Regions from separate parts of the Mus musculus genome. Here all the other regions are linked to region 1. A link is a loop called in an ENCODE intact Hi-C map of the cell type or tissue named here. Cell type or tissue: left cerebral cortex. All regions are shown on one strand.

Region 1 (8,000 bases):
AGGTCAGACAAGGCAGTCCAGCTAGGGGAACATCCAGCAGAGTTGGGTCCCCTGACCTTTATTGTCTGGCCAACAGCTCCCCTTGCCTTCCCAAGAAGTTCTGAGATCATCAGGATCATCCAGCCAACAACAGGGAAAATGAAATGCCTAAAGGATAGTGGAAAAACATAACAAGATCCAGGGCAGTACTAAAGCCCAGCTATCCTGCTACAGCAAGCCCTGGATACCCAAATGAAACAGAGGCACAGATAATCTTAAATCCAATCTTATAAAGATGACAGAAACCTTTAAAGAGGAAATGAATAAATCCCTCAAAGAAATCAGGGAAACATTCCAACAGTTAGAGGCATTAAAAGATTAAGCAGGCTGGAGAGATGGCTCAATGGTTAAGAGCACTAACTGCTCTTCCAAAGGTCCTGAGTTCAAATTCCAGCAACCACATGGTGGCTCACAATCATCTGTAATGGAATCTGATGCCCTCTTCTGGTGTGCCTGAAGACAATGACAGGAGAGTGTATTCATATACATAAAATAAATAAATACCTCTTTAAAAAAAAAAGATTAAGCAAACAAATATAATGAAATACAGGAAAATACAAACAGGTGAAGGATATGAATAACACTGTCTGAGACCTGAAAATGGAAATAGAAGCAATAAAGAAAACAGAAACTGAGGCAATCCTGGAGATGGAAAACCTAGGAAAGAGAACAGGAACTACAGACACAAGAATCACCAACAGAATATCAGAAATTGAATACAGAATCTCAGGCAGAGAAGATATGATAGAAGAACTCGATACATCAAACAAAATGAAAAATCTAAAAAGTTCATGACACAAAACATCTAGGGAATTTGGGACACTATGAAAAGATCAAACCTAAGAATAATAGGAATTGAAGGAGAAGATCCCGAGAGCAAAGGCCTAGAAAACGTTTTCATCGCCATCATTGAAGACTGAGATCCCTGTAAATGTACAGGAGAGTAACAGGATCCCAGGAAACTTTTAATGGCTGTGAGTTAGGGAGGGCTTTGTCTTCCTTCAGGGACACACTTCCAATGTCCCCTTTAAACATTTTCTTCATGCTGGTTGGTGATGGGAACACTTTTAATCCTAGCACTGATGAGGCTTAGTCTGGTAGACTTCTGTGAGTTCCAGGCCCTCCTCCTTCACAGAATGAGTTCCAGGGCAGCAAGAGCTTTCTTGAAAAAATAGGGAGAAAGCAAAAGAAAACGGAAAAATTTTGAGACAAGCATTTCCTTTCTCCAATTTTACAATTCATCAATCTCTGATAGAAGTAGATCATGAATGAACTAAACCCCCCACATAGAGATGGCATTTTATATTAGGTGGCCTACTAAATTATAATTTAGCAGATTAAGTACTCACTCATAGGGTAGGACACAGAAAACAGGAAACAAATAAATTAACTGAGAAGGAAACTATATTACAATGTACTTTCTCCATACCTTGTTTATGTCAAAGTCACTAAAAAAATGGAAATAAAAGCATGGGTTCCTAGGACATCCTTGGGCAGAAACAAGAATGAACTTCAAAAGAGGAGTCACAAATATATTAAGAAAAAACAGGCATGGAGAGTAGCAGGGCAGGGCAGGGCAGGGCATGATGTGAGGCGTTGAGACCCAGCTTTGCCTCTGTCTGCAGCCTTCAGCTCTCATGGCTGCTCACTGGTGGCACCTCTGGAGCATCCAGCAATCTCTTCCTTTGGTTTGCTTTGGATGTGTGCTTTCCCATGGTTGGCTCTTTAGGCTGTTGCATATTCACTAGAGCCTTCACAATGTGGAGGGTAAACAACAACATAAAAAACAAAACAAAAAACCAATGTGGAGGGTTAGGACCTCTGTTAATACCTGAATATCTTTTGGAGGCACATGACTACCAAAATATGCATAATTTCTGATAATATTCATTTTCTGGTATTATATTAAAGGCACTTTGTAAAAGGGAAGACCACAATATTGAAGGACATAAAAAAGGTTTAGAAGATGTAGAAGGTAATTTTCATGTGCAAGAGGATATACTCATGTACCTCTGAAGAAATTGTAATATAACCTGAAGTTTTAAGGAAAAGCTACAGTGTAAATAAGGCCAGCTTTGTGATGCTTTTTTTGTTTGTTTGTTTTTGTTTTTTTCTGGCTGTCCTGGAACTCACTCTGTAGACCAGGCTGGCCTTGAATTTAGAAATCTGCCTGCCTCTGCCTCCCAAGTGCTGGGATTAAAGGCATGTGTCACCACTGCCCAGCGTGATGCTTATTAAATTCTCATAATGCCACATACCCCAATGCCAGGTACCTGATCAATGTTTTGAGGGCATTTTTTCTAAGAAACAACACAAGGAAAGAATGCCTTAACAGATGTCACAATTTTAGTGATAGCCACATGAGAGCCATGTTGTACAACTGCCTGTCCATTTGGGTTCACACCATTCAATTATTGTAAAAGGCATAAGCATTGTTGAGTGTGTGCCTTAGTTACGGTTCTATTGCTATGAAAAAACACCATGACCATGGCAAGTCTTATAAAGAAATCTATTTAGTTGGGGCTGGCTTACATTGTCAGAGGTTCAGTCCATTATCATCATGGTAGGAGCATAGCAGTGAGCAGGCAGTCAAGGTGTTGAAGGAGCCAAGAGTTCTACATCTTGATCTGATTGTACCCAGTACAGGACAGGCTGTCTTCCCTAGGTAGCCACGAGGAGGCAGTCTCCCACACTGGATGAAGCTTGACCATAGGAGCCTCAACACCCACCTCGCTAAGTGCCACACATCTTCCAAGGCCATACCTACCCCAACATTGACACACCTGAGTCGTGCCAATCCCCATGGGCCAAGCACATTCAAACCACCACATTCCATTTCCTGGCCTTACATCCTTGTTTAAACACACAAGTCTATAGGGGCCATCATAGCCACAATGCAAAAGTCCCCATAGTATATCATAGTCTCAACAATGTTTAAAAGTCCAAAGTTCAGAGTCTCTTCTGAGACTTATGCAATCTCTTAACTGTAATCACCTGAAAAAAAATCTCAATCATAATGGAAATTGTGTATTTTCAACATCACAGGATGCACATGACCAGTCCAAAATTATAGTGAGGAAATACTGGACCAAAGCCAGACCAGAAATCAGCTGGGGAAACGCCAAACTCTGCATTTTCATGTCTAATCTCTAACTCCTTTCAGCTTTGGTGACTGAAACACAATTCTTTCTCTTGGCTGGCTCCACTTCCTATTAGCAGTTTTCCTTGGCAGGTATTCTATGGCTCTGGCATCTCTAATATAGTCTCCGAGGCAACTTCAACTTCACACCTTCTTGTTCCAATGTTGGGGATCCACACACATTATCTTCTGGGCTCCTCCAAAGGGCTTGAGTCATATCTCCAGCTCTGCCCTCTGTAGCACTCTGCGCTGTTCTTGGTGATCATCCCTTGGTTTTGGGCTCTCCAGTATGCTCTGGTCTTGTGCTCCAACTAGGCTCCATCAATAGCCTCTCAGGCAGACCAAGAGATCGGGAATGTAAAGGGTAGATGAAAAATAAAAATACATCCCCACCCCTAGGTAATCTAAATGGTTGGATTATAAAGGGAAGGGCCGCTGTGGGAAGCAGGGCTGTAGAAGTTCAGGGTAGGGTCGGGGCATGCCAGCCAACTCTGTAAGCAGTATGGACTGAGGGATGCAGGGAGAAGTTGACAGACAGCCTCTGCGCTGATAAAGTACCCACCTTAGTTTTTTATCCCTGGTTGTAGGACCTAACATTCTGTGCCCAGGAGGAAGAAGGGGAAATACCTACTGTGTGAAGGAGAAGTGCCGGAATGACTTTGCAATCCAGGCACAAGTTCAGCTGCAATGCCAATCTCCACAGCTCTGGGAAAGTTCTGTCCCTGCAAACCACTGTGCATTGTCCCTGTAAGGCACTCTTGACTCTAGAGTGTTAGCGCCTGTCACAGAGGCCTTATTAACCAATCAGAGCCTGGATTCGGACTGCCAGTCAGAACGGAGGCGGGCACTTCCGCCACCATGCTGCAGGTTTGACTGTGAGTCTTAGGGAAGCTCTTGTGGTTCTGTGTGCTGCTTTTTCAACTGCTGCTAGGAGCTGTGAGGAGAGTGGGTGAGCCCGGAATCCGCACCATGGTGAGCGGGGCCGCCGTCCCCACGCGGGGAGGATCTGCGGGAGCCCGGGGTGCGGGAACCGGCGGCGAGACGCGGGGCCCGGTGTGATTCCCTTTGTTCCCCCTGAGGTCCCCTCATCTCCCAGGCGGAGGCGGGACCTCTGATCGACTTAGTTCCCCTCTCTGCGCCTGCGTACAACTTGGGACGCCGGACCTGCTGTCCGCAAAGTGCAAAGCACCATTCAGTGCACGCGCATGCGCGGGTTTCACGGTAGCCAGATTTTCTGACTTGCAGAGCTCTAGTTTCTCTAGAGTCTTCTAGAAGTTCTTCACTTGGCATTTGCCATTCAGGTGTGGGCTCCATCTCCAGTGAATTCTGCGCAGGTGTAAAGTCTGTGCTATTAACACATTCGCATGCAGATGCCACCGTGGTCCAATCCCATGTGTAAGACCAGACTTACTGGGTTACCTACATTAACTGTGTTGCTGTTTCTGAGTGCTCTCTCGTGTTTTGTTGGTCTCTTTCTTTCTCAAACAGCACAGTCTTTATCGCAGGTGTAGGGTAACTTAGAAGCCAGACGGTGTCACTGTGCTGTTTATTCAGCCTTGTGTGTTCATGTTTTCTTTCATGCTGACCTTTTGTCATCGGCTTTCTGTCGTTCATTGCAGAAATCGTTAGACTCTTTAGTGGACGTTTGTTGAATCCATAGCTCAGATTGTGTCCTGCAATAATACTGAGACTTCTTGTCTACAATCTTGCAATTTCTCTCCTTTGATTGAATTCGTTGATTTTTTTTTTTTTATTATATATTTATAGTTTTGGCAACCGATATTTGTCCCACTTCTGTGTATTTCTGGCCATTTTATCCATGGTGACATATAAGAGATATGGGGATCTGTACTTTTAATTTACTACATTTGTTTCTTGTACACAAGTGTTTGGCTTTCTTGTATTTGTGTTTATCAGTTGGGTGTTTGGTGTCCATAGAAGACCAAAGAGGCCATTAGATGTCGCCACCAGGATCTAGGAATAATTTTTTACCACCATGTTAGTGCTGGGAACCAAACCCAGCTCTTCCACTAGAGCAGAAGTCTTAGTTGCTGAGCCATCTCTTCTGTCTTAAACTTGACAGACTTTGAAAAATTTGCATGTGAGTGTGCCCATTTCACAGGCTGAAAACTGAGGGTTAAGGTGATTGAGGTTTGTTAAAAGTCTTGTGTTTGGGAGTTGGGAGATGTCTCAGAGGTACTGTTTGAGACTCGGTCTGTTTGACACAAGCTAGAGTCAGACTGGCCTGTGGGCAAATGTGTAGGGTATTCTCCTGATTAATGATTGATATAATAGTGCTTACCCCACTGTGTTTGGTGCCACCATGGCCACCAGTCAAGATCATTTGTACTTTTGTGGCTAGGAACAATTGCTGAGGACCAGCCTCAGTTGTTTTGGGGTTCTTGAGAATGGGAGGATTGGACCAGTGTGAAGTCAAGAGTCTCAGGCAATGATGCAGGCTCAAGCTGACAGGTGACTCATAGTTGTTCAGAAGCTGAGCTCAGAGACAGCTTTCTGGTTTGTCTTTTCTTTTTCTCTCTGAGTTCATCTCAGGCTTTTATTGGTTACACACTTCCTTGTTATGCAGTAATACATAATCCAAAGCCTTTTCATTACTTTTCTCAAGCACATTAGTTTTTCTGAAAAACCTCATGTAACTATGCCACCAGAAAGCATAATGCACACCCAAAGACACAGTTTAGTGTCTGCTAAAGCAAGTTTTACATTAACCTTTATCTCTCAGAAAAAACTCCACATCACAGGTCATCTAGGCATGAACATATGGTTATAGCATTAGCATGAAAACAGAATGGTGCCTAAACAGGTCAGGATAATGTTAATATTTTTAACTTGTCTAAAACTTGCAAGATCTCTTTATTAAGATATATTCATTTATATATCTATTTCTACAGTACTTTCCAAACTTTTCTTCATATGCAATATTCATTCCTCTTGCAACTTCCCCTAGGGCTCCTTCACAAGCCCAAATCCTATCTCTTAAAACTTGTACTCTAATTTCCTTAGGCAAATGATGCCAGGGGAGTCAAATCATTATGTTCCTATCTTTCCAGGAAGGTCAGCTCACTAATCCAATAGATCCAGCTATTACTTCCTCTGTCTTGTCCCTTGTATTTTCTATGGACAGCCCTGCCCCTAGGCCCAGTGTTCCTTTTCCTTGCCTGTCCTCCTTGCTTCCTGAGGATCACCTATAGTACCCTCAGCTGTACCTCCAGCAGCAAGTCTGCATACACACTGCTATGCTTTCCACCATGAGGATAATGGACAAAGCCTCTGAAACCATTATCAGCCCCAATAAAATGTTGTCCTTTATAAGAGTTGCCTTATTCATGGAGTCTCCTCAGAGCATTAAAACCCTAACTAAGAAGTTGCTACCAGGGCCTGCGGTATTGCTGTGATAGGCCTGACCATGCTTTTGTTTGAGAGATGTAGATTTTGGGACTTTGGATTAGGAAAGCAGTGGAATGCTTTAAGTGGGATTTAATGGGCTAGAAGCATGGAAGACAGTGGTGCTGAGCATAATTTGAATTCTGGGTGCCTGGCTCAAGTGATTTCATAGGGGAAGAATTTTAATATGTTTTTTAGACATTGTCCTTGTGATATTTTGGTGAAGAGTGTGACAGCTTTTTGCCTATGTCTGAAGAGGCTGCTTGAGGCTAAGGTGAAGAGATTTAGAATAATTACTTTGGCAAAGGAAATCTCAAAACAGCCTAGTGTAGACTCTGTTCTGTGGTTCACTCTTAGTAAGAGAACATTTTACAAAGGAATAATATGAGCAAGGACAGATACTGAAAGAACCTAGTGGGGAAACCCCCACTCAACTCCCGATTCGGCGTGCACCCAAGAATCACGAACAGATCGTCTTGATGTAAAAACACGAGGTAGTTTAATGGTGGAACTCCGGGTCAAAATGTATCTCATGCAGGAGACAGTGGATTCGACCACGAGGCTTGGAAGCCAGGGGTTTTTATAGAAAAGGGGCTGGGACTGGGGGAGGAATTGGCGCAGTTTCACATGATTGGTTCATTTAAACATCAGCAGACTGTAAATGCAGATAACATTTAACTTAGGTCAGAAGGGCGGGAGATAGGGAGGCTCCAGGCCAGTCATTCTCTTTATCTTTATGGCCAAGCAGCCTCAGGAATGTCTTAAGGATGGGCCTGCCTGGGCATGTCCTGGCCTGTTCTGCTATGTTCTCAGCCCCAGGTTTCAAAGCTCACTAACAACTCTTTGGGCTATTTGACATAAATTACATGAATCACAGGTCTCAAGTTTTATTTTCTTTCAATACAAAATGTATGTTCAAGCATTAAAGGGGCACCAGGAAGTGGAATGGAGCTAAATCCTGTGTTCAAGCAGATAAATAGATTGAAGATATTAAGTGGAAATAAGGGAATGATGGACTCAGGCAAGATAGAACCTAGGTAAGCTTGTTGTTTATGCCTTTGTTGCTGTACGAGGCATAGTTATATCAAGTTAGGCATTATTTTGACATGGTTATTGTTTTCATTTAGACATAAATATGATTGTGTGTCACATTTAACAAGGGATGAGTTATGATATCTGTTTTCTTTTGTCAATGTGACAACATACAACGTGACCATCTAGAAATGGAGGGTATACCAGTGTCTCAGTTAGGGTTTTACTGCTGTGGATCGACACCATGACCAAGGCAACTCTTATAAGGACAACAGTTGGGGCAGGCTTACAGGTTCAGGATGTTCAGTTCATTATCATCAAGGCAGGAACATGGCAGCAAACAGGCAGGCATGGTGCAGGAGTAGCTGAGCGTTCTACATCTCCA
Region 2 (8,000 bases), 80 kb after region 1:
TATACATTCCAGAAGTTTGCCTACATGAAGTTCAAGCACAGACAGGTTAAAGTCAGACAGACAAAAATACAAGGAGAATTCAGTGAGGTCAAAAGTATTCCAGAGTCACATCTTTAAATATGGAGACACCAAACATACTTTCTTCTCCTTGGTCTCCAATGAAAAGGAGGAGAATACAAGTATCCATTCATATATCAAAAAAGTGGATCACCTGATAAATTTACTTGTTAATTTTTTTATGCCTCATGCCAGTAAGAAAAAGTTATCATGGTTTTAGTGCAGAATTCTACCAAACTTTCAAAGAATGGCTAATACCATTACTCCTCAAAATACTTCACAAAATAGGAATAGAAGGAACACTGCCAAACTCATTCTGTGATAGCAGAGTCACCTTGATACCTAAACCACACAAAGACTCCACAAAGAAAAAGAATTTCAGACCAATTTATCTTATGAATATCAACACAAAAATAATAAAATAGTCACAAACTGACTCCAAGAACACAGCATTCATCCCATCAAGAAGGCTTCATCCCAGGAATGCAGGGATGGTTCTATATATGAAAATCCATCAATGTATTCCACCATATAAATAAACAAAAATGTCACATGGCCAACTCATTAGATGCTGAAAAGGTCTTTTGACAAGATACTACACCTCTTCGTGTTAAAATTCTTGGAGAGGTCAGTGATACAAGTGCATAAAACATAATGAAAACAAAATAAATCAAGCCAATAGTCAACATCAAATTAAATGGAGAGACGCTTAAAGCAGTTCCAATAAAATTAGGGGCAAGACAAGGTTGTACACTTTCTTCCTATCTATTCAATATAGTACTTGAAGTTCTAGCTAGAGCAATAAGATACGTAAATGGGATAACAAGATACAAATTGGAATGAAGAAGAGACAGAATTGCTCAATATTCACAGATAATATAATAGTATACATAAGTGACCTCCCAAATTCTACCAGATAACTCCTACAACTGATAAACACCTTCAGCAATGTAGCTGGAAACAAAATTAACGTACTGAAATCAGTAGCCCTCCTTTTTACAAATGATAAATGGACTGAGAAAAAAAAATGAAGACAACATCCTTCACAATAGCCACAAATGACATAAAATATGTTGGTGTAACGCTAACAAAGCAAACAAAAGACCTGTATGACAAAACTTCAAGTTCCTGAAGGAGATTAAGGTAGATGTCAGAACATGGAAAGATTACCCATGCTCATGGATTGGTAGCTTTAACATAGTGAAAATGGCCATCTTACCAAAAGCAATCTAACATTCAATGCATCAAAATTCCAACACAATTCTTTACAGACCTTGAGAGAGAAATTCTCAACTTCATATGGAAAAAAAAAAACCTGGATAGCTAAAACAATCTTAAACAATAAAATGACTTCTGGAGGAGTCACCATCCCTGGTTATAAGCATACTACAGAGCTATAGTGTTAAAAACTTTATGATATTGGTATAGAAACAGACAGGTTGGTCAATGGAATTGAACCAGAGACCAGAAATAAACCCACACATCAGGTCAGTCTTCCTGTGGCACCCTAACAACTGGAGCAGGTTCTGTCCCTGAAGCTGTTGCCTATTTGTAGAATTCATTCTCCTATCTGGGCTGCCTTGTCTTCCCTCAGTGGGAAAGGAGTCTAATGCTGCAGAGATTCTCTCCCCTGTTCAGTAATTGACTGGTAAGATTTTATTCAGAAGTCAGGGAATAAATAGTGAGCAGTACTTATGCAACAATGAGGCTGGAGATACTTTGAATAAGGCTTGAAACCAGATATGGGGCCAGAGATATCAGCATTTGAATAATACAGAGATAATCTTCCCACAGGGCACAAAACATTATGTCTTCATTTTCCCCTTCTAGCTAATAAAAGGCTCTTTCTGTTTGGAATCTTTGGATAAAGTATTCTATAATCTATTCTATTTTGGTGAGTTTAAATTCTGTGTTTAAATCATTCTTTACCATAATTGTATAGAGCTTAATACATTTTCCTAAATCCTAAACACTTTAAACGTATATGGGAGACTTTGTCTAGTCTTCAACCCCAATAGACATCCAAGAAGGAATAATTACCTGAGTATGTACAAAGTGTAAGCAAGCAGCTTCCAAAATTAAAGAAATGAGAGAGAAAGCTGACTGCCTGGAACGTTTTATCCTTTCTAGAGTCCAACGATCTCAAAAGTGTTTTGAGAACTCTGATCTTTCAGCTAAGTGATTCTAGGAGCTGTGGGAAGGAGGGAAGTTAAAAGTGATAACATATTTAAATGGAAATCCCCATGACCAAGAGAACAGAATCTCTGGCCTAACATTCCAATGAGAATTGGCCAAGGACCCATACCTATGATGCAAAGGTCTCACCCTAAACCATAATAATGAAATAAATGCAATAATTATTTGTTTTGTACTTGAAGTCTGGCTAAGGATTATTGAATCAACTAACACTAAACAGGTACCCCTCCTCATTGTACTTTCTTGATTCAACACAGAACATAGTGATGACATCTTAAATGAGTTTAAAAGGAACAGCATTTATAGAAGAGACAAAAGGATATATGTTTAACAAATCAAATATGAGTATTTTCCATCAAGTACTATTAATCTTGTTTTTGGATTAAGAAATTCAAATATTTTTAATTTCCCTATCCCGGTAAAACCTTAGTTTCCTCAAAGATCCACTTGTCTCTGGAGCAGCACGTCTTTTCTCTTACTTCTCCATATCCGTTGCAGCAATTCTTTCTAGACTATCCAAATGAATAAGACTGAGGTGAGACTCAAGCCAAAGGGGAAATGATACAGCCACCACCTCTTTAGAATAAAAACCAACAAAGCCTCTGCTTAGGGCAGGAACATAGCTTCTAGATGAAGAGTAACGTTTTCTTTTTCCAGACACTAAAATGGCAATGCTGGTCTCTTCCTTGGCCACCCTGAACTTACTTCTAATATGCCCACATAGAAAACAACTTTAAGAATGATTTAACACCCGTCTCCTGCCATCCAAGACTTTCTTAGAGGTGCTAGTTTTATGTTCTTGCCAAAGGTCAACTTGGCAAGGTCTGTTTTGGTGCTTCAGGAGGTCTTGAAGGAGTCAAGGGAACCTGGCTCTTTGGCCTGAGGGGCCGTGGTTATAAGCTCCAAGGCCACCTGTGCTCAATCTGAGGCATCCTGTATTTTTCTTGTCAGCATTGCTGAATTGGTTTCTGCTGACTGATTCTCCCTCTGCAAACAGTGTATCATACATGCACTTCTTAATAAACTTGTTTGGCATGAGCCATCATCATCTTATACTGATACCTCCCTGGACCAGAATTGGTGGTGTATTGTGCCATAGACCAGGCTGTTTTAAACTACTGATGCCCTGCCTCTACATCACAAGGTTGCATGATAAGGCAGTGCCACCGCAGAAGGCTGGGGCACTGTTATGTTTGTTCAACGACGTGCAGTTGAGAGAGGTGTTTGCAATCCATGGTGTGCCTTGTTGAAATTGCTGATACCTGGTAAATATCCATCCGGTAGTTTAAATCTGACCTGAATGGAAATGGGCTTTCTTTCAGTTGTGAGGCAGGGGGATCAATCCACTACACCTTGTTTAATGATCTGCATATGCTAGAGACCTATATGAAGGAGAAGTTCCCACTAGGTGCAGGGACGACTTTGCAGTCCAGGTGTAAGGCCAATCTGTTCTGTGCCTGGGGTGGAGGATAGGGCTGAGAATGACTGTGCTGCGTCCCTTCACAGCCTCAGTCGCTAAGGGATCTGCTCCTGTCACTCAGGCCTCACCAGCTAATCAGGGCCTCGAGGCGGAACACCAATCGGAATGGAGGCGGGCACTTCCGGTGTGTGGCAGAGGAAGACTCCTCCATCCATGTTGGGCGCAGTGACCCTGCTTCCCGCAGCTGTGAGGAGAGTGGGGCGAGGTCCGAATCCGCGCCATGGTGAGCGGGGCCGCCGTCCCCACGCGGGGAGGAGCAGATCCGCGGGAGCCCGTGTGGGGTTGACTCGGGGTGCGGGAACTGGCGGCGAGACGCGGCGTCGGTGTCATTCCGTTTGTTCCCGAGTTGTGGTCCCGCAGGTGGAAGCGGGACCTCTCATTGACTTAGGTCTCCTGGCTGCGCCTGCGCACCGCATGGGAAGCGGGAGCTGGGCTTATAAACCATTCTGGGCTGGCTGCAGAGCTCGCGCATGCGCGCTGTCATTGTCAAGGGAGGCAGTGGCTGGCTGGCAGACCTCTAGTTTCCCTAGTCTTCCAGAAGTTCTGAACCTGGCACTTGACATTCGGGTGTAGCATCCATCTCAGTTAACTCTGCGCAGTGTAAAGTCTGTGTCATTAACACATTCGCATGTAGATGCCACGGTGGACCAATCACGTGTGTTAGTAAGGCCAGACTCACTGTGTTTCCCTGCATAAGTTGTCAAAATCGACCGAATATTAATTGTGTTTTTGCCCTAAGTGTGCTTGTTCTCTCATGTTCTGTTTGTCTCAAACAGCACAGTCTTTATTGCAGGTGTAGGGTAATTTAGAAGTCAGACGGTGTCACTGTGCTGTTTATTCAGTCTTGTGTGCTCATGTTTTCATTCATGATGACCTTTTGTCATCGGCTTTTTTATAAGTGGTTTTAAGTGCTGAGCCATCTCGCCAGTCTTAAACTTGACAGATTTTCAGAAATTTACATGTGTGTATGCCTATGCACAAGATGAAATCTGAGGGTTAAGAGAATTTAGGTTTGCTTTAGAATCTGTCTTTGGGTGTTAGGAGAAGACTCAGTAGGTATACTGGTCAAATTTGGTGAGCTTGGAACAAGCAATGGATAGGTATTCTTCTGATTAATGATTGATGCAATAGTTCCCATCCCACTGTGTTTGGTGCTGCCGTGGGCAGGTGGTCTTGGGATGCATAAGAAAGCAGTCCTAGGAAGCCATTAGATCGGAGCAGTGCCTTAGTCAAAGTTCTGTTTCTGTGAAGGGATGCCATGACCACAGCATCTCTTATTGACGGAAACCATTTAATTAGGGCTTGCTTATAGTTTTAGAGGTTTGGTCATGGTGGGGAGTATGGTGGGACATTGTCAGACATGGTGCTGGAGAAGTAGCTGAGAGTTCTAAATCCAGATCAGCAGGAAGGAGGAGAGACTGTGAGCCTAGCCCAAGCATTTGAAACTCCAAAGCCCAGCCCCAGTGACACACACTTCTTCCAAGAAGGCCACGCAAACTCCAAAGCAAAAAAAGTCCTCGCCTTGTCAAGTAACACCTCGTTCTAATGACCAAGCATTGAAACCCATGAGCCTGTGGGCACCATTCTTTTCTTTCTTTTGTTTTTTGTTTTTTTGTTTTTTTGAGACAGGGTTTCTCTGTGTAGCCTGGCTGTCCTGGAACTCTGTAGACTAGGCTGGCCTCGAATTCAGAAATTCGACTGCCTCTGCCTCCCGAGTGCTGGGATTAAAGACATGGGCCACCACGCCTGGCTAGTGGGCACCATTCTTATTTGAACGACTAGAGGTTGACAGCATATGTGGGATGTATAAGTCTGCAGTGTGTAGTTATAGAAGTTTGCAAAATCTGTTCACTGGAGCTTGAGACTTGGCATTATAAAGAGATTTTTTATTCACTAATCTCGATGTGTGTGGTGTGATTTCTCATTGGGAAGGCCCATTAATTCCAGAACAGCTTCACCTTCAGGCTTTTTGTAAACATCCTTTACAACAAGCTCTCTTGTGTTGACTCAGGTTGTCTTCTAAGGCCTTGCTGCCTTTCTGAGTCAACCTCCTCATTTCTTGGATTAAAGGTTTCTAACACCACACAGTTCTGAAAACACCCATTTGAACCATGTAGTGGGCTGGCCAGATCAGTAACAAGACAAAGATTTGTGTTTCTCTTTCTTGAAACCAGAATAGAAGGAATAGTTTACTGTGTAAACTGCAGGAGGAAACAGAAACAGATAGTAGCTGGGTTTTAAGCTGGTCTCCATTATAAAGAATGTTCTGATGTTTCAGGTGACTTTTATGCATTAATTCATATGATAGGAATGAAGGCAAACAAATTGGTGGATGTTTAATTTGGGGAGGTTACCTTGGTCCAATGAAATTTCCACTTTTCCAACTCTCTCAGATGGGTAAGTGCAAAGCTAGTTGGCTCTCTTCAGTGTGGTGAGAGGTTTGAGTCACAGGGCATTTGTCTGTGGCTTGTGTAGCAGCATATAGCACTCAGCAAATAACATTTTACACAGGGAAGGTCGTAAACTCTCTTATTAATGGCATTCACTTTACCAGGAATGAACTTGATCTGTTTTAACGTGATCTGTAGTTATTTTATCTCTTTTAAAAGCTAAGTATCAGCATCTGGCATAGAGTGGTGTAGGCATTGCCTCTAGAGACTCGTGCGTTTGAATGCTTGACTATCAGGAGGTGTAGTCTTGTTGGAGTAGGCGTGGCCTTGTTGAAAAAGTCTGTCACTGTGGAGGTGGGCTTCGAGGTCTCCTATATGCACTAGGCTGGCCAGTGTGACACAGGCTTCCTCTTCTGCTCCCTGTGGATCAAGACCAAGAACTCTTAGCTTCTCCAGCAATTTGTGTGCCTGGACGATGCTGTGCTTCCTGCCATAGTGATTATGGACTAAACCTCTGAAACTGTAGCCAGCCCCAATGAAATGTTTTCTTTTATGAGAGTTGCCTTGGTCATGGTGTCTCTTCTCAGCAATAGAAGCACTGACAGCAGCATGAAGACAGAAAGCCAATGGGCCTGGCTTAAGCCCTTGAAACTCAAATCATACCCCTCAATGACCCACTTCCTTTAAGACCACACTTCCTCCAACAAAGCCACACCTTCTAAATTTACCCAAGCAGTGCCTTTCCCTGATGAACAAACATACGGACATATGGGTGCCATTCTCATTTAAACCACCATAGTATTACTTTTAAGTTTTCAGTTGTTTTACATACATCACTACTCTAATCTCTACTTGCTTCTATTCTCCAATATTTCTCAATTAGTAATAATTTAATCCAACTTTCTTCAAGTAGTTATTCATTTATTTATTTATAGAGCAATGTGTCATGTAGGTGTCTTAGTTTTTCGGCTGCTGTGATAAAACACCATGACCAAAGAGCAAGCTGGGGAAGAAAGGGTTTATTTGGCTGACACTTCAGCAACACTGATTGTCATTGAAGATAGGACAGGAACTCAAGCAGGGCAGAAACCTGGAAGCAGGAGCTGATGCAGAGTCCATAGAGGGTGCTTTGGATTGGCTTGCTCCAGAGCATCTGCTCAGTCTGACTTCTTATAGAATCCAGGGATGGCTCCACTTCCAATGGACTGGGCCCTCCCCATTAATCACTAAGTTAAAAATACCTTACATGCCTGCCTACAGCTGAATCTTATACAGGTATTTTCTGAGTTGAAGTTCCCTTCCCTCAGATGATTTTAGGCTGTGTCAGGTTGACAGAAAACTATCCAGCAGAGGAAGCCAGGCTTGCCTTGCACTCTGTGGTTAAGAATTGAGGTGAACACCTAAAACTTCCTCTGCTGCCCAGTGCTGGGAGTAAGGTTTTCAGGTCAGGAAAAAGGAAGGAGACAACTTAGTGAGTTTCCTAGTGGAGTTCAGACTTTTGCTGGGGAGATTTGAATGCACAGGGACCTGTGTAAGAATTGGAACCAGTTGCCAGGCAGTGGTTTAATCCCAGCACTTGGGAGGCAGAGGTAGGCGGATTTCTGAGTTTGAGGCCAGCCTGGTCTACAGAGTGAGTTCCAGGACAGCCAGGTTTATACAGAGAAACCCTGTCTCGAAAAACAAACAAACAAACAAACAAACAAACAAACAAACGAATTGGAACCAGTTGTCCACTTACAAGGCCTTGTAGTTCAGTCAAGGTCAAAGGTCATTGTAGAGAAAGGGAGGTGACATGAATGAGGGTGAAAGTTTTCCAGTTTTGTCTGCAGTTGCATTTATCAGAGATTAGCCAGGTAATCAGTTTTAGGTGATTGATG
Region 3 (8,000 bases), 130 kb after region 1:
GAACCTGTAAGCCAGCCCCAATTAAATGTTGTCCTTTATAAGACTTGGATTGGTCATGGTGTCTGTTCACAGCAGTAAAACCCTAACTAAGACATCTGGACATCTAGATCACCTGAGTCCCAGAAATTATATAGTATGCCAGATTGAACATGCCAGCCAGAACATGCCAGTCTAGTATTAGTGTGGGTTTCACGAACCCTTCACGGAAGGCCTGCAAGCAGGACACAGGATTCCTCACTGAAGCAGTGGAGTAGAGCAGTGAAATAGCGCAGGGATTCTTCATGCCACCGATACTGCTCCTGTCTGCTGCTTCAGCACCATCACAGACTCTAGGCAGGGATGTCAAAATATGGTAAGTTGACTTGATGGCAAAACTGCAATGCCATATTCCTATGGGGACTCTAGGACAAAGACTGGCACCAGTGGACCAATGCACTGCATTGGCAGAGACTGTTCATGGTGTCACCGTTTGCTTTTTTTTTTTTTTTTTTTTGAGATAGGGTCTGGCTTAAAACCCAGGCCTGCCTAAACCTCACAGTGATCCTTAATACAGAGTACAATTGTGTGCCACGCCTGGCTGCTTTTTATTTGGTGGCTAAATAAGCAGAATTAGTACAAGTCAGGCATGGTGTTACATGCCTTCAATCTTAGCACTCTGCACCAGAGGCAAACTGATCTTTATGATTTCCAAGGCTAGCCTAGTCAGCATAGTGTGTTTACATCCAGCCTGGGCTACAGAGCAAGGCCCCGAGTAAGAAAAATAGTAGGCGCATGATTTAAAAAGTACTTATTTTTAATTTTCACCAATGATTCAAAATTAAAAGCAAAACGAATCTGTAAACTCATGTGTCAAGTAGGCAGTAAAATGTGTATAATTGAGTCTTCAGAATATTAAGAGGCTCTATGGTAAACAGAATAATAGTTTAAGAGACCACAGGGTTTTGACGCATATTTTTTTTTTTTAAGATTTATTTATTATTATATGTAAGTACACTGTAGCTGTCTTCAGACACACCAGAAGAGGGAGTCAGATTTTCTTACGGATGGTTGTGAGCCACCATGTGGTTGCTGGGATTTGAACTCTGGACCTTCGGAAGAGCAGTCGGGTGCTCTTACCCACTGAGCCATCTCACCAGCCCATTGACGCATATTTTTTAAATCAAACTTTCTTCTACAAAAATGGAAATCATGGCACGTTTCCCACGGCTGGCCTGAGGCATGGCTAGCCCAGAAACTGGTAGATTTACTTTTTCCCTTTTCAGGTTCACAGGAAAACCAGACCATTGCCCCAGAAATGAGACCTGAGCTCCCAGAGGTCTGGCTCAGCAGATGGCTGCTGCCAGCAGAGCTTCAAGCCACCATACTTTGCATTTTGGCTAGGATAGTGGGACCCCTTAACCTTACTCTGTAGCCTGTCATGTACTACAAAGGGCTTGGGCAAGGGGCAGGATTGGCTTTGCCAGACTAGACACTTAATCTGGCCCTACAGAGTAAATTCCTGAGATCAGATACATTCTCCTAAGATTGCAGAGCTAAGAAGGCCTCCATCTTGGAGTCATCTCCAGCTTTCTGTAGTCAGTGATTCAGGTACTGGGAACACAGATCTAGGAGTACAACATTAGAGCAAGAAAGGCGAGAGGTGTCCCTTTGACTGACAGGCAAGAATCTCCCTGTGTAGCTCACTTGCATGGTCTACAGACGGTGGTGGCCTGGCCTGGGTTTTACAAGTCTGGAATATGGAGGCTGTAAGTCAGCACTGCATGACGATAATGTTTGGTGGTGAGTCTCAGGACTGGTGAGTGGGATCTGACAGATGGAAGGGATGCAGCTAAGCTCTCTCGCACCAGTCACATCTATACATCACAGTAGGATGTTGGTCATGTGCGGTTGTCATCTACCTGGCACCTGTGTGGAGATCACAGTAGCGTACATAAGTCCGAGGCAAAGTCCGTAGTACAGAGACAGACCTTAGTACATCCCATGTGTTTAATTTGACTGATAGACCCTATACTCATGATTCTTATGCCTTTTATTATGAATTTCATTTATAATTATTTTCATTTTCTGTCCTTTGATTTTCTTTTCTTTATCAACTCATAGTAGAGTTGGTTGTTTAATGCAACAGAAATGCCCAGGAGATAATTTTCACGTAAAACTCTTCGTTTGTTCATGTTTTAGGAAGTTGTACAGAGATAACTTCATAACTTGTAGGAAGTTAACTGTAAATACTTTGCATCCTATTGTCATTCTGGCAGTGTGGTGAAGGAGTTTTATTTTGGACAATGGTTGGACATAGCTAGGTATTGTATTTTCCTTTTTAGTTTTGGTGCCTTTCTGTTTTTTGTTTTCATTTTTCTTTATAAAAGTTCAGAATTTAGGCTATTGAGATGTGTAAAGACACATGCCATGAAGGTTCGAGGACAAGTCTTCTGTCCCGAGTATAGACCTCAGGGCCTCAGGCTTGGTTGCAAGTGCCTTTACTCTTTCAGCCCTCTAGTTGGTTCCTCTCACACCACGCCCTTCTGATCCATCTATTTCAGTATATTGGTTTTAGTTGATCTCTTTTCATTTTGGTGGTAGAGAATACTGGGTGCTCATTTTAGACCCCCTTCCTTGCTTGGGCAGCATCTGTCCACTGAACCTTAAATAAAAAGTTATTTTATGGCAGATTCTGCTTAAGTTCCTGAAGTTTTTATGTCAACTTAATCCGTAGCTATACAAGACCGTAAACATGTGATGCTCCTGCCTCAACCTTTTAAGTGATGGGATTCCAGAACTGCCCCATCACTCTCAGCTTGAAATTCATGAAGGGCAGCCCAGATCCTGGGCTGGACAAGTTCAGGGTAGGAGCGAGCATGCCAGCCAACATTGTAATAGGTAAGGACTGAGGGATGCAGGGAGAAGCTGGCAGACAGACCAGCTTTGATGATCTAACACTCCAGGGGGAAGAAGTGTCTACTGTGTTCAGGACGACTTTGCAGTTAGGTGGAAGCTCTATTGCAATGCCAATCTCTGCAAGTCTGGGACAGTTCTGTGCCTGGAGTGGAAGCTAGGACTAGGAACCACTGTGCTAAATCTCTGCAATTCACTCTTTCGCTAAGGGAGCTGCTCCTGTCACTAGCCAATCAGGGCCTCGAAGCGGACTGGTAGTCAGAATAGGAGCGGACACTTCCGGTCCGCTATAGTGCAGGCTCGACTGAGTGTCTGAGGGAGGCTCCCCGCGGTCTCTGTTCCGTGCTGTGACTTGCCGACCGGACCTGTGAGCAGAGCTGGGCGAGCTCGGAATCCGCACCATGGTGAGCGGGACCGCCGTCCCCACGCGGGCGGAGCCGCGGGAGCCTGTTCGCCCTGGGCTGCGGGGACGGCGAAGAAACGTGGCACGCCAGGAGGTCTCTGCAGTCCCTGGAACTCACGCTCCTGGCAGCTGCTGAATAATTTCCATCCCTGTGCTGCGCCTGTGCAGAACAGGGGATTGGAGGGCTGTGTGTGGGTCTGTCCTTAATGCTGACGTCATCTAGCAGTGCGCGCGCATGCGCTGCTTTCATTGTCGGGGAAGGCAGGTTTGCTGACTCGCTGAAGCCCTAGTTTCCCTAGTGTCTTCTAGAAGTTCTGTACCTGGCATATGACATTCATGCGCAGGATCCTTCTACAGTTAACTCCGCGCAGGTGTAAAGTCTGTGCTATTAACACATTTGCATGCAGATGCCACCGTGGTCCAATCCCATGTGTAAGACCAGACTTACTGGGTTACCTACATTAGCTATGTTGCTGTTTCTGAGTGCTCTCTCGTGTTTTGTTGGTCTCTTTCTTTCTCAAACAGCACAGTCTTTATCGCGGCTGTAGGGTAATTTAGAAGTCAGACGGTGTCACCGTGCTGCTTATTCAGTCTTGTGTGCTCACGTTTTCATTCATGATGACCTTTTATCATCTGCTTTCTGTAGTTCATTGCAGAAATTGTTAGACTCTTTAGTGGACGTTTGTTGAATCTATAGCTCAGATTGTGTCCTGCAATAATACTGAGACTTCTTGTCTACAATCTTGCAATTTCTCTCCCTTTGAATTCCTTGATTCTTTTAATTACAAAGTTACAATTCTGGCTACAGATGTTTGTCATATTTCTATGTATTTCTGGTCATTTCTGTATCCATGCTGACATAATAAGAGATAAGGGGTCTATTTCTAATTTACTAAATTTGTTTCATGTGCATGGGTGATTTGCTCCCATGTATGTGTGTTCATCATTTGATTATTTGGTTTCCACAGAAGATAGAAGAAGCCATTAGATGCTCTGCCACAGGATCTCAATAACTTTGTGTCATCGTGTTAGTGCTGGGAACTAAACCCAGGTCTTCTGTGCAGGTTGTCCTGAGTTGTATTCGATAGGGAGCCATGATAGCCGGAGGGCAGTAAACAGCATTTCTTCAGTTTGACAGCATATGCAGAATGCATACACTTATTGTGTATGTACGTTAGCATATCTGTTTTTTTTTTTCCGGCTCCCCTTAGTGTTAGCCAGAGCTGGAGGCTCGTTTTTACTGAAGAGATTTTTCTTTATTAAAGTCTAACATTGTTTTCTAAGGTTGACTTGACCTCATGTGTAGCCCCACAGGGCATTGCTATTGCTGTCCTCCTGAATCCACTCCGCATTATTTGGATTACAGGTTTTAAGTACCACACAGTTCTAAAACTACCCATTTGAGTCATGGAGTGGGCTGATCATTCAGTAACAGGAAAGGGGTTTGTCTTTGGAGCATGACTTTCCCTTGAGACCAGAATACAGAGAATAATTTACTGTATACACTACAGGGGGAAACAGGTTAGGCAGTGAGCTGCAGAGGTCTCTGATATAAAGACAGATTTAATGGGGCAGGATGAGTGCCTTCTCAGCATGAGTTAATTAATACCATATGAATGAAGGCAAACTAATTTGTTATATATATAATTTCTGGAGGTTAGCTTGAGCCAGTGAAATTTCCAATTGGGTAATTCTATCATATTTGGGTAATCGCAGACCTGATGAGAAGATTGAGAAGCAGGCAATTTGGCTGTAACAACTTTGTCAGCCTCCAGCACCCAGTGGGTAACATACACAAGACAGGTTGATAGAGTCAGTTATTAATGGCATTCCTCTACCATGAAATAGCCTACTTTACTCCAACATCAATATAGCTAAGTGTCCTTTTAGTTATTTTTATCTCTTGAAATGCCATGTATTGGTGTCTGTGGTAGTGTTCTGTTGCTGTAAAGAAAACCTACTGTTATAAAGGAAAACATTTAATTGGAGCTTGCTTACAGTTTTAGACGTTTAGTCCATTATCATGATGAAAACAAAGGATTATGCCATGCAGATAGAAAAAAAAAATAGGTACTTAAACCTAAGTTTGGAGGCCTCACTTATTTAATCCTTCACTGGACATAGTAGGGAAGTTTATATTGAGGAAACCTATAACCTGCCAAAGAAAGGAGGCTCCTTTCTATTTTGTGTAATGTTTTCTTCTTTTGGTCTTTCTCTCTGTCTCTTTGGTTCTGTTTCTTTCCCCCTCATCTCTTTTCCTGCTTCTCTCAATTTTTCACCTTTCTTTTTCTTTGGAGTTCTTTCTACTTAGGTTATATTTTTTTGTCATTGTTTATATTTATTCAATAGCCTTAGGTTCCTATATTTTAATGTCTGGTCCTCAATTATTAGAACTAAAGGTGTAAAATTATGAGGTATGCCCATGTGGCAGTAGATGTGTCTTGTTTGTTAAGGTTTGTCATTGTAGGTGGGCTTTGAGGTTTCAAAAGACCTCTCCAAGGTAAATGTTTCTGCTTGCTTTGCCTATGTTAGGATGTAATACTCAGCCCCATATCTGTCCACAGTGATGCTTCCTTTCATGGTGATAATGAACTAACCTGTCACTGTAATCAATCCCCAAATTAAAAGCCTTCCACTATAGAGTTGCCTTGGTTATAATGTTTCTTTACAGCAATAGAATAGTCACTGAGTTGAGTTGTTTGTGTAACATTTTGGCATATTATCTGTCTGTATTCTGCCCATGTCACATGAAATTGAGTAAGGCTGAATGAAAGAGTAATGGGTTGTTTTCCTGACTAAACATTCAATCTGTAGCATGGTTATTATTGATGACTCATGCAGGTCCATAGACAAAACGAGTAACAATAGGGGCAGAACACTAGGTAGTTTCAGATGGTAGTCATGTGCTGAAAGGGAGATTAGGGCCATTAAAGAGAAGGCTCAGCCAGGTGTGGTGGCGCATGCCTTTAATCCCAGCACTTGGGAGGCAGAGAGGCAGGTGGATTTCTGAGTTCGAGGCCAGCCTGGTCTATAAAGTGAGTTCCAGGACAGCCAGGGCTATACAGAGAAACCCTGTCTTAAAAAACCAAAACCAAAACCAAAACCAAAACCAAAACCAAAACCAAAACCAAAACCAAAAAACCAACCAAACAAACAAAAAAACCTAAAAAAACCAAACCAAAGAGAGAGAGAGAGAGAGAGAGAGAGAGAGAGAGAGAGAGAGAGAGAAGGCACCTGGTCTTCTTTGAAAATACAGAGTAGGTATTGTAAGGTCACTGTAATACCCAGCTAAACATTTAACTATGGAAGGAGAAGGACAGGTGATTCATAGTCCCAGAGAGCAGCTTCATACAGAATATGTGGCCGCTCTGTTCCCGTAGAGCCAGGTCCATCCACGGCTAGAATCCTAAGTGGTGGTGGCATCTATAAGTCACCATTTCTTGAGGGAAGAAAGATGGAAGGTTTAAAGGTTATGGCTTTTTCCTCTGTACTTTTAGTTCAGCACTGTTGCAGCCATCCGTTTGGCAGAGTTCGATCCCCAGTGAGGAGGCTGTGAGAGTTCATTAGATGAAACCTTGATTCATTAGATGAATGAGTTCATTAGATGAAGCCTTTTTTGCATCTTGAGACCACAAGGTGTTGAGATACCCAAGCTTTGAGACACTTGTCATTTGACAGCTTCGTGCAGAAAGAGAAAAGTAGCCAGAGAGTCGCAGTGAGAAAGAGTCATCTAAAACCTTTGAAACTGAAGCCCCAGGTATCTAACACAGAACTTCAGGATTGGTATTTTCCTAGCAGGGTTTCAGGCTTGCCTTGGTCTAATCTGTCTTTATTTCTTTAGAATAAAAATGTGTATTCTGTTCCATTATGTGTTGGGTAGATATAAATTAGTGTTTTGAATTTATAAGATGTCACAATCAAGAAAGTGCTTTGAGTGTCAGAAGAAACTTTGAACATCCAAACAGTGTTGGAACTGTTATATAATCTAAGGATTTTGAAGTTAGACTAACTGTATTTTGCATCATGGATTGACTGTGATCCTATTATGACCTATGTGGAAATTGTGGTAGGTTGAATGACAAATCTCCAGTGTAGGATGATGTATTTGAACATTTGTCTCCGGTTTGTGCTGCTTTTCACCGAGATGCTTATGGAACCTTTAGGAGGAGGCTTTCTGGAGGAAGTTAGTCTCTGGAGAAGGGCAGTGAGTGTTTATACCCTCCCCACACTTCCTTTTCTTTGTGTGGTTGAAACTGAACCGCCTTGGTTCTTCTCATGCAGACACACCATCACCACCATCACAGACACCATCTCTACATAATGTGTGGTAAAATAGAACGAGTTGCTTTTCCATGCCAAGGCATTTTACTAAGCCTGATATTTTTATGTTTATATTTTTTGCAGTTGGATATTTAGGTTTTTGTCCATGTGAAATATTTGATTCTGTTCTTACATTTACCCACACCTTGGCTTTTGATCTTTGACAGAGGGTATCACTTTTTACAGCAGGATAACATACATTTAAGGCATTAATCCTGAGTCTCCCGAATCATTGTGTCTTCATTATGGTTCCTAAACACTATAACACTATGACCAAAAAGCAAGTTTTTTTTTTTTTTTTTTTTAGTGTTGTTGACTTTTTTGTTTATCTTTTTTTTTTTTTGGGGGGGGGGTTGTTAGTTTACACTTCATATCAGTGTTCATC
Region 4 (8,000 bases), 47 kb before region 1:
ACTCAGGGCTTGGATACGGATGCCAGTTAGAATGGAGGCGGGTACTTCCGGTCCGCCATGCTGCAGGCTCCGCTGTGTTTCTGAGGGAGGCTTTGGTGGTTCCGGGTTCCGTGCTGAGACCAGCTGCTAGGAGCTGTGAGGAGAGAGGGCGAGCTGGGGATCCGCGCCATGGTGAGCGGGGCCGCCGTCCCCACGCGGGGAGGATCCGCGGGAGCCCGTGTGGGGTTGTCCCGGGGTGCGGGAACCGTCTGTTGGACGCGGCGCCCGGTGTGATTCCGTTCGTTCACCTGAGGTTACTGAGGGTCTTTGCCCCTCGCAGGCGGAAACCGGACCTCTCCCTGGCACAGGTCCCCTGGCTGCGCCTGCGCACAGCCTGAGAAATTGCTTGGAAACTCTTCGCGTCATTCTGCAGGGCGCGCGCATGCGCGGCTTTTATTGTCAGGGAAGACAAGTGTTCTGACTGGCAGAGCTCTAGTTTCCTTAGCGTCTTCTACAAGTTCTTACTAGGCACTTGACATTCACGCGTAGGGTACATCTACAGTGAATTCTGCGCAGGTCTAAAGACTGTGTCATTAACACATTCGCATGTGTTAATTCACGTGTGTTAGTAAGGCCAGACCCACTGTGTTTCCCTGCCTAAGTTGTCAAAATCGACCGAATATTAATTGCGATTTTGTTCTAATTGTTTTTTTATGTTCTGCTGATCTTTTTATTCTTTCTCAAACAGCACAGTCTTTATCGCAGGTGTAGGGTAACTTAGAAGTCAGACGGTGTCTCTGTGCTGTTTATTCAGCCTTGTGTGCTCATGTTTTCATTCATGATGATGTTTTGTCATCTGTTTTCTGTCGTTCATTGCAGGAATCGTTAGACTCTTCATTTGTTGGATCTATAGCTCAGATTCTGCACTAAAATAATATTGAGACTTCTTGTCTACAATCCTTGAATTTCTCTACTTTGGTTGATTTCATTGATTGTTTTTATAACATAGTTACAGTTTTGGCTCCAGACATTTGTCACATTTCTAGGTATTCCTGTATTCATTCAAAGGGACATGTAAGTGTTATGAGGGTATGTGTTTTTTATTTACTAAATTTCTTTCATGTGCATGAGTGTTTTTGCTTCAATGTATGTGTTCATCAGTTGGGTGTTTGGTACCCACAGAAAACTAAAGAGGACATCAGATGCTCTGCAACAGGAGCTATGGATAATTTTGTGCCACCATGTTAATGCTAGTAACAAATGATATTAGCATGATGCATGTTAGAACAATATCAGTTGTCTCCTTTATCCACTTGTACATGGGCGCTGCCCCTGCCTTTAATGATTTAATATCTTTTTAAATATTCAGTGTTTGCATTTCCATATGCCAAGGTTTCTATTACCACTTGTCTTCTTTCAGAGTCTGAGACAGCTTTGTTCATAGCTGATGTTCTTTGTAAAACATGAGGCCCAACCAGTCCAGGTAGGGCTTTTAAAAAAATAAATTTATGAGAAGGTCTCTTATGTTGATTCAGGTTGCCTTCATCCCACTATGTGGCTATACAGGCCCTGTTCCCTTTCAGAGTCAACATCCTCAACTCTTGGATTAAAGGTTTGTAACATCACACGGTTCTAAAAAAAAAAAAATCTATGTGACTCATGTCGTGGGCTGTCCATAAGGCTCTGTGTGTGGAATATGGCTTCTCCCTTGAGACCAGAATAGAAGGAAAAGTTCATTGTGTCCATTGCAGGGGGAGACAGGCTATGCAATAGCTGAATTATAGGTTGTTTAATTCAGTGAACTGCTGGGGTCTTTGTTATAAAGAAGGTGCTGATGTGTCAGGTGAGTGACTTTCTGTGTACTTTTACTAGCATACATCAATTCAGACCATATGAATGAAGCCAAACCAAATTGGTGGGTCCAATTTTGGGATATTATTTTGGGCTAATGAAATTTTCAATTGAATAACTCTCTCATGTGGGTAAATAAATGCAAATCTGGTTGGCTCTTTTCACTCTGGTAGGGGACTGAGACACAGGGTATTGATTGGCCTGTGTACAGCACCCAGCAGTTAATATTTACACAGGCCAGGCCAGATAGTCACCTATGAATGCATTTTCTCTACCAGGAAAGAATTTATTCTGTTTTAAAGTAAAAATATCTAGCTGATCTTTTATTTATTTCTAATCTCTTTTAAAAGCCAAGTTTCAATATGTGACTTAGTGTGGTGGGTTGAATAGATATGGCTCTCATAGACTCATGTGTTTGAATGCTTGCTTCCTAGGGAGTGGCACTATGAGGAGATGTGGCCTTGTTGGAGTAGGTGTGGTCTTGTTGAAGGAAGTGTGCCACTGTGGAGGTGACCTTTGACTTCTCCTTTATGATCAAATGTGGTCAGTGTGACACGGTCCCCCTCTTCTTCTGCCTGTAGACCAAGACTTAGAACTCTCAGGATCTTCTCCAGCTCCACGTCTGCCTGGATGCTGCTATGCTTCTTGCCATGATGATAATGGACTAAGTAAGTCTCTGAAACTGTAAGCTGGCTCCAATGAAATGTTTTCTTTTGTAAGAATTGCTGTCTGTAGTCTTGGTGTCCCTTCACAACAATGGAAACCTTAACTAATACAGTTAGCCTGTATTTTATTGCTATGACAAGACCATGACAATTCTTATAACAGAAAGCATTTAATTGGGGATTGCTTACAGTTTCAGAAATTTATTCTATTGTCATCATGGTCAAGAGTGTGGTGGCATGCGGCAGGCATGTTAACTGAGAGTTCTACATCTGGAACTGTAGGCAGCAGGAAGAGAGAAAGCCAATGGTCCTGGCTTGGGCCCTTGAAACCTCGGAGTACACCCCAACTGACACTTTCTTCTACAACACCACCCCTCCTATTCTCTGCCAAGGGGTGCCACTCCCTCCTGACTAATTATTGAAACTCAGGTCACGCCCCTAGTCACATACTTCCTCTAAGACCACACTTCCTCCAAGAAGGCCACGTGTCCCGATCCTTCTCAAGCATTGCCACTCCCTGATGACCACTCAGTGAAACATAGGGGCCTACGGGGGTCATTCTCACTCAGACCACTGCAGTATCACTTTCACAATATCATTTTTGTACGTGCATTACTGCTCTCGTCTCTATTTGCTTCTGTTCTCCAGTGCTTCTCACTTATTATGAACTTCATTCAATTTTCTGCAAGTGGTTATTCATTCATTTATTTTTTTAGAACAATGTGTCATGTAGGTAGGTGTCTTAGTTTTTCTGTTGCTATGATGAAACATCATGACCAAAGAACAGGTTGGAAAAGGTTTATTTGGCTTATACTTCCTCATCACTGTTCAGTATTGAAGGAAATCAGGATGGGAACTCAAACAGGGAAAGAACCTGGAGGCAGGAGCTGATTCAGAGGCCATGGAAGGCTTGCTCCCTATGGTTTGCTCAGCCTGCTTTCTTATAGAACCCAGGACCACCAGCCCAGGGATGGCACCACTCCCAGTAGACTGGGTCCTCCCCATTGATTGCTAATTAAAAAAAAAAATGCCTTGCAGGTCTACCTACAACCCAGTCTTGTAGAGGCTTTTTCTAAGCTAAGGTTAGACATGTATCTTTAAGTCAGTCTGTGTTAGTCGGAATAGATAGGTAAAGAGAGAAATGTTTTTTTTTGGTTTTTGTTTTTGTTTGTTTGTTTGTTTTTTTGGTTTTTCGAGACAGGGTTTCTCTGTGTAGCCCTGGCTGTCCTGGAACTCACTCTGTAGACCAGGCTGGCCTCGAACTCAGAAATCAGCCTGCCTCTGCCTCCCAAGTGCTGGGATTAAAGGCGCGCACCACCACGCCCGGCTGAGACATATTTTTTTTAAAGATTTATTTATTATTATTATAATATCTAAGTACACTGTAGCTGTCTTCAGATGCACCAGAAGAGGGCGCCAGATCTCATTATGGATGGTTGTGAGCCACCATGTGGTTGCTGGGATTTGAACTCAGGACCTTGGGAAGAGTAGTCGGTGCTCTTAACCACTGAGCCATCTCTCCAGCCTGAGAGACATATTTTTTTTTAAAAGTTATTTATTTATTTTATCTATACGAATACACTAGCTGTCTTCAGTCACACCAGAAGAGGGCATTGGGTCCCAATACAGATGGTTGTGAGCCACCATGTGGTTGCTGGGAATTGAACTCAGGACCCCTGGAAGAGCAGCTAGTGCTCTTAACCACTGAGCCATCTCTCCAGCCCAGAGAGACATATTTTTAAGCAAGTGATTCTTAGTGTTTTAATCCTGGAATCCTTTAACATAATTCTTCTTTTATGTTGTTGTGACCACAACCTTAAAACAAACATATGACAGTCTGGCAACACTAGGGGACCGCTGCAGAAAGGTCTTTTGATTCTCAAAGGGTTTCAACCCATAGGTTGAGAAACTGTTTCAAGTTCCTTATCAGACTGTCTAAAGTCATTATTCTGTTGCCTCATAAGATAGGAATTTTGTGGCCTGGTGTTTAGCTGTGATATTTATTAGTCTTATTTATCTATCCATCAAGATCATATATTGATAAGGTCATTACAATAAAATATCTGATGAACTTTAAATTGTCTCATAGCCTTATAAATTAAAAAATTTGCTGTTTCTAAAATGTCCAGTTTTTAATTTTTTTTGTAAAATTCCTAAACTTTTTAAAAAGAAGTTTAAAATTTCTCAATTGTATGTTTTCCAGTATTGAAAAAGTACCTGTGTAAAGGGTGAAGTCAGAGAGCACAGTCATTTTTAGAAGGCAAAACCAAGATTTTTTTTTTTTTTTTTTTTTTTTTTTTTTTTTTTTGGTTTTTCGAGACAGGGTTTCTCTGTATAGCCCTGGCTGTCCTGGAACTCACTTTGTAGACCAGGCTGGCCTTGAACTCAGAAATCCACCTGCCTCTGCCTCCCGGGCGCTGGGATTAAAGGTGTGCGCCACCACGCCTGGCCAAAACCAAGATTTAACAGTGTAAACAACTCAGTGTTTCCAAAATCAGTAACAACTGGCTTACTTTTATGTTACAAAGTTGTAAAGGTTTTTGTTTTTTTGTTTTGTACATGACTGTATGGAGGTGCAGTTTTAATACTCACACACACACACACACACACACACACACACACACCCTTGGGTTTTAAGACAGGACAGAAATTAATTATATAAAATCTTTTCCTTATTTTAAAGTATCTTTGGACACGTTTTCTTGGTTAGCTCATGCCCAGTATTACTGCCCAGAATGGCTCCCACCCTGAGTTAGGAGTTTTAAGTTAACTTTTTGATACAGATGTTACAGGTTTTTAACCATACCCAATAACTTATAAGCCATTGATCTATAACCAAAACATGTAGAACATTGTATATGCAAATATTTAAGACCAGTCAGAAACAAACATGTAGTGGCCACATTATACATTTGAAACAGACAGACAAAACTTCCTCCAGTTGTAATTTCAAGAGAAGAGGACCTTGCTACCTGTTGAGTCCAGTTCTCATGGTCACAGTGGTTCTCTTGTGTGACTAGCCACTGAATACCTGCTGTAGAAAGCTGATGTGCAGGTGACTTTTTAAGAGCAGCTTGTACAGATCAGGTGACCTAGGCTTTATTCCCTGGCTCTGTTTCCTCTCTCAGGGTAACCAGGCACTGATATCCACATGCCTGGAATGAAAGCAAAGAAGCTTATGCAGGTGGGGTGTATTTGCAGGATCCAGCCAGCTTGAATGCAGGGGAGAAAAAGCCTTGGAGAGATTCTCAGTGAAACAGCCCTCCTTTGTTGGGGGTAGCAGGGGCCATATGGACTTTGGGAGGTTGGTGGGTTTTCAGTGAGTGTACATCATTAGCTGTGCTGAGGTGCTGGGCACACTCCATTAGCATGAAGAGGAATTCCAGGCGCTTGCTGGGCGTGTCCTCAGGGAGAGAGGAAGCTAAATGTGCAATTTGGTCTCCAGGCTATGTAGCTATCTCAGGGTGGCAGAGGGTTGGGGTTGTAGAGCCTATGTGCACTAGAACATGCAGACTCGAAGGAGGGAACAGTCCTACCTCCTGGTGGTCTCAGGACAAGATTTTTGGGATTTGGACATGTTTCAGCCTCATTCTTGCTCCAGATTGGCTTCCTGAAATTGCACAACTTTCTGGCCTTAACAGTGGCTCAACAGATGCAAAGGTGAAAAAAGCAGCCCGACGTGAGTAGAATGCTATGTCCCTGAGGCCACGGTGAAGTCCTGGCCTGTGCAGCTGCTGAGGCTCATGTCCGGGTCAGAGGGCTTGCAGCAGCAGGTGTCCATGTAGATGTCCATGGCCTGTATTACTACCAAAAGCCATCAGACATCCCTGGTCTGTGCTGGTCCTGCCCCTCCTTGTTGTTTGGAGGGAGAGACTACCCCCGCCCCAGCCCTTGCCACCTATATCAAGCAGGAGAGCTGGCCTTGCCACTCAGTGGCTGCAGCACTTGGGAGGGCTTGGCCTATGCCTTGCTTAAGCAGGACAGTAAAGCTGGCCCTGGTGGTATGGGTGTGGGTGAGCTGTTGGTGTGACCAACTTAGCTACCACTCAGGTTAATATCCAGGGCTATGAGTTAAGTCAACCCAACATCTACTTCATCTTTGAACTGCTGGGGCACATGAAGGGGGCTTCACTTGCAGATTTAAAGTTCCAGGATCTCCACAACAGAGGACAACAGGATATCCGAGGGGGATTCGGGGAGGTAGTAGAGGCCAGAGGACTCAAACCAGATCAGTCACTCATTGCAATGAACATTTGCAACTCAGATGTGTGGACAAAAGTTTATACTGTGAGACACATTGTGCTACATACACAATGGCTTCCACAACAAGATTTTTTTCTGGGGTGGAGGGAGTTGAAAGGGCAGAGGGCTGAAACAAAGGGGCAGGCAGATGAGAGGTATTGGGGTACATGATATGAAATTCACAAAGACTAAAAAGTGGCTGTCATGGTTTGCATATGCTCATCCCATGGAGTGGCACTATTAGAAGGTGTGGCCTTGTTGGAGGAAGTGTGTCACTGTGGGGGTGGGCTTGGAGATCTTCCTGGTTGCCCGAGGATGCCCAGTCCGTTCCTGGCTTCCTTTGGGTAAAGATATAAAACCCTCAGCTCCTCCTACACCATGCCGGCCTGGATGCTGCTATGCTTCTGCCTTGATGATAATGAACTGAACTTATGAACCTGTAAGCCAGCCCCAATTAAATGTTGTCTTTATAAGATTTGCCTTGGTCATGGTGTCTGTTCATAGCAGTAAAACCCTAACTAAGACAGTGGCTGTGGAGCGTTTTCTTAATTAGTGATTGATGCAGGAGGGCCCAGCCAAATGTAGTTGTGCCATGCATGGGCTATTGGTCCTGTGTTCTGTATGAAGGCAGACTGAGCAAGCCATGGGGAGCAAGCCAGAAAACAGCAAACTTCTATGGCCTCTGCCTCCAGATTCTTCCATGGCTTGGGTTTCTTTTTTTTTTTTTTTTTTTTTTGGGTTTTTCGAGACAGGGTTTCTCTGTATAGCCCTGGCTGTCCTGACCTCACTTTGTAGACCAGGCTGGCCTCGAACTCAGAAATCCGCCTGCCTCTGCCTCCCGAGTGCTGGGATTAAAGGCGTGTACCACCACGCCCGGCCTGGCTTGGGTTTCTGTTCTAACTTTTTGATAATGAACTGTATTTTAGTTAGGGTTTTACTGCATCTAGGCAGGCATGGTGCAGGAGCAACTGAGAGTTCTACACCTTCATCTGAAGGCTGCTAGAAGAATACTTCTAGGCAGCTAGGATGAGGGTCTTAAGCCCACACCTGCAGTGACATACCTACTCCAACATATCCCGAGCTTATCCCCGTCCCGCGGGAAATAAACACAGGACACACCAGATTCTTCCACGGTTAACTTTTACTTCTATATCATATTGAGGTAGACAAAGAAGGCTCAGAAAGTGTGTGGCTTAAATACTTTTGGTGACGTGTCTAAACTAGGACTGGTAGCAACACCCATGATCCTCATGCACCCTGGGG

The links. Hi-C counts contacts between places; a loop is a spot of excess contacts. Peaks named below come from ENCODE experiments on the same cell type or tissue, not always from the same donor. Only the 100,000 strongest peaks of a DNase experiment are listed, where the experiment ranks them.
Region 2: a loop joins it to region 1, with 2.8 times the contacts of the local background. A loop is called at or near these places in 8 of 42 quality-filtered maps.
Region 3: a loop joins it to region 1, with 5 times the contacts of the local background. A loop is called at or near these places in 14 of 42 quality-filtered maps.
Region 4: a loop joins it to region 1, with 8 times the contacts of the local background. A loop is called at or near these places in 5 of 42 quality-filtered maps.

What each region holds. Positions count from the first base shown.
Region 1 is chr10:82,044,080-82,052,079 of GRCm38, forward strand. It overlaps Zfp873 (zinc finger protein 873), which reads left to right and starts at 4,044. Exons shown (of 4, transcript NM_001319203.1): 1 at 4,044-4,150. The coding sequence starts at 4,148. Gm46195 (a long non-coding RNA gene) reads right to left here and starts at 3,969. Exons shown (of 2, transcript XR_001779681.1): 1 at 3,810-3,969; 2 at 2,368-3,507. In left cerebral cortex, no CTCF peak of the experiment used is centred here; DNase peaks (open chromatin) are centred at 3,275, 4,020 and 4,316; H3K4me3 peaks cover 1,587 bases; H3K27ac peaks cover 1,162 bases.
Region 2 is chr10:82,124,143-82,132,142 of GRCm38, forward strand. AU041133 (expressed sequence AU041133) reads left to right here and starts at 3,871. Exons shown (of 4, transcript NM_001163064.1): 1 at 3,871-3,956. The coding sequence starts at 3,954. In left cerebral cortex, no CTCF peak of the experiment used is centred here; DNase peaks (open chromatin) are centred at 3,834 and 4,131; H3K4me3 peaks cover 1,647 bases; H3K27ac peaks cover 1,135 bases.
Region 3 is chr10:82,175,159-82,183,158 of GRCm38, forward strand. Gm40720 (a long non-coding RNA gene) reads left to right here and starts at 2,978. Exons shown (of 7, transcript XR_003948925.1): 1 at 2,978-3,296. In left cerebral cortex, no CTCF peak of the experiment used is centred here; DNase peaks (open chromatin) are centred at 3,201 and 3,476; H3K4me3 peaks cover 1,401 bases; H3K27ac peaks cover 1,034 bases.
Region 4 is chr10:81,996,947-82,004,946 of GRCm38, forward strand. It overlaps Gm10777 (a long non-coding RNA gene), which reads left to right. Exons shown (of 4, transcript XR_003948919.1): 1 at 1-171. Among named protein-coding and RNA genes, the nearest start is that of Gm10777, 4.0 kb to the left of the region's middle. In left cerebral cortex, a CTCF peak has its summit at 3,891 (motif pointing right); a DNase peak (open chromatin) is centred at 418; H3K4me3 peaks cover 613 bases.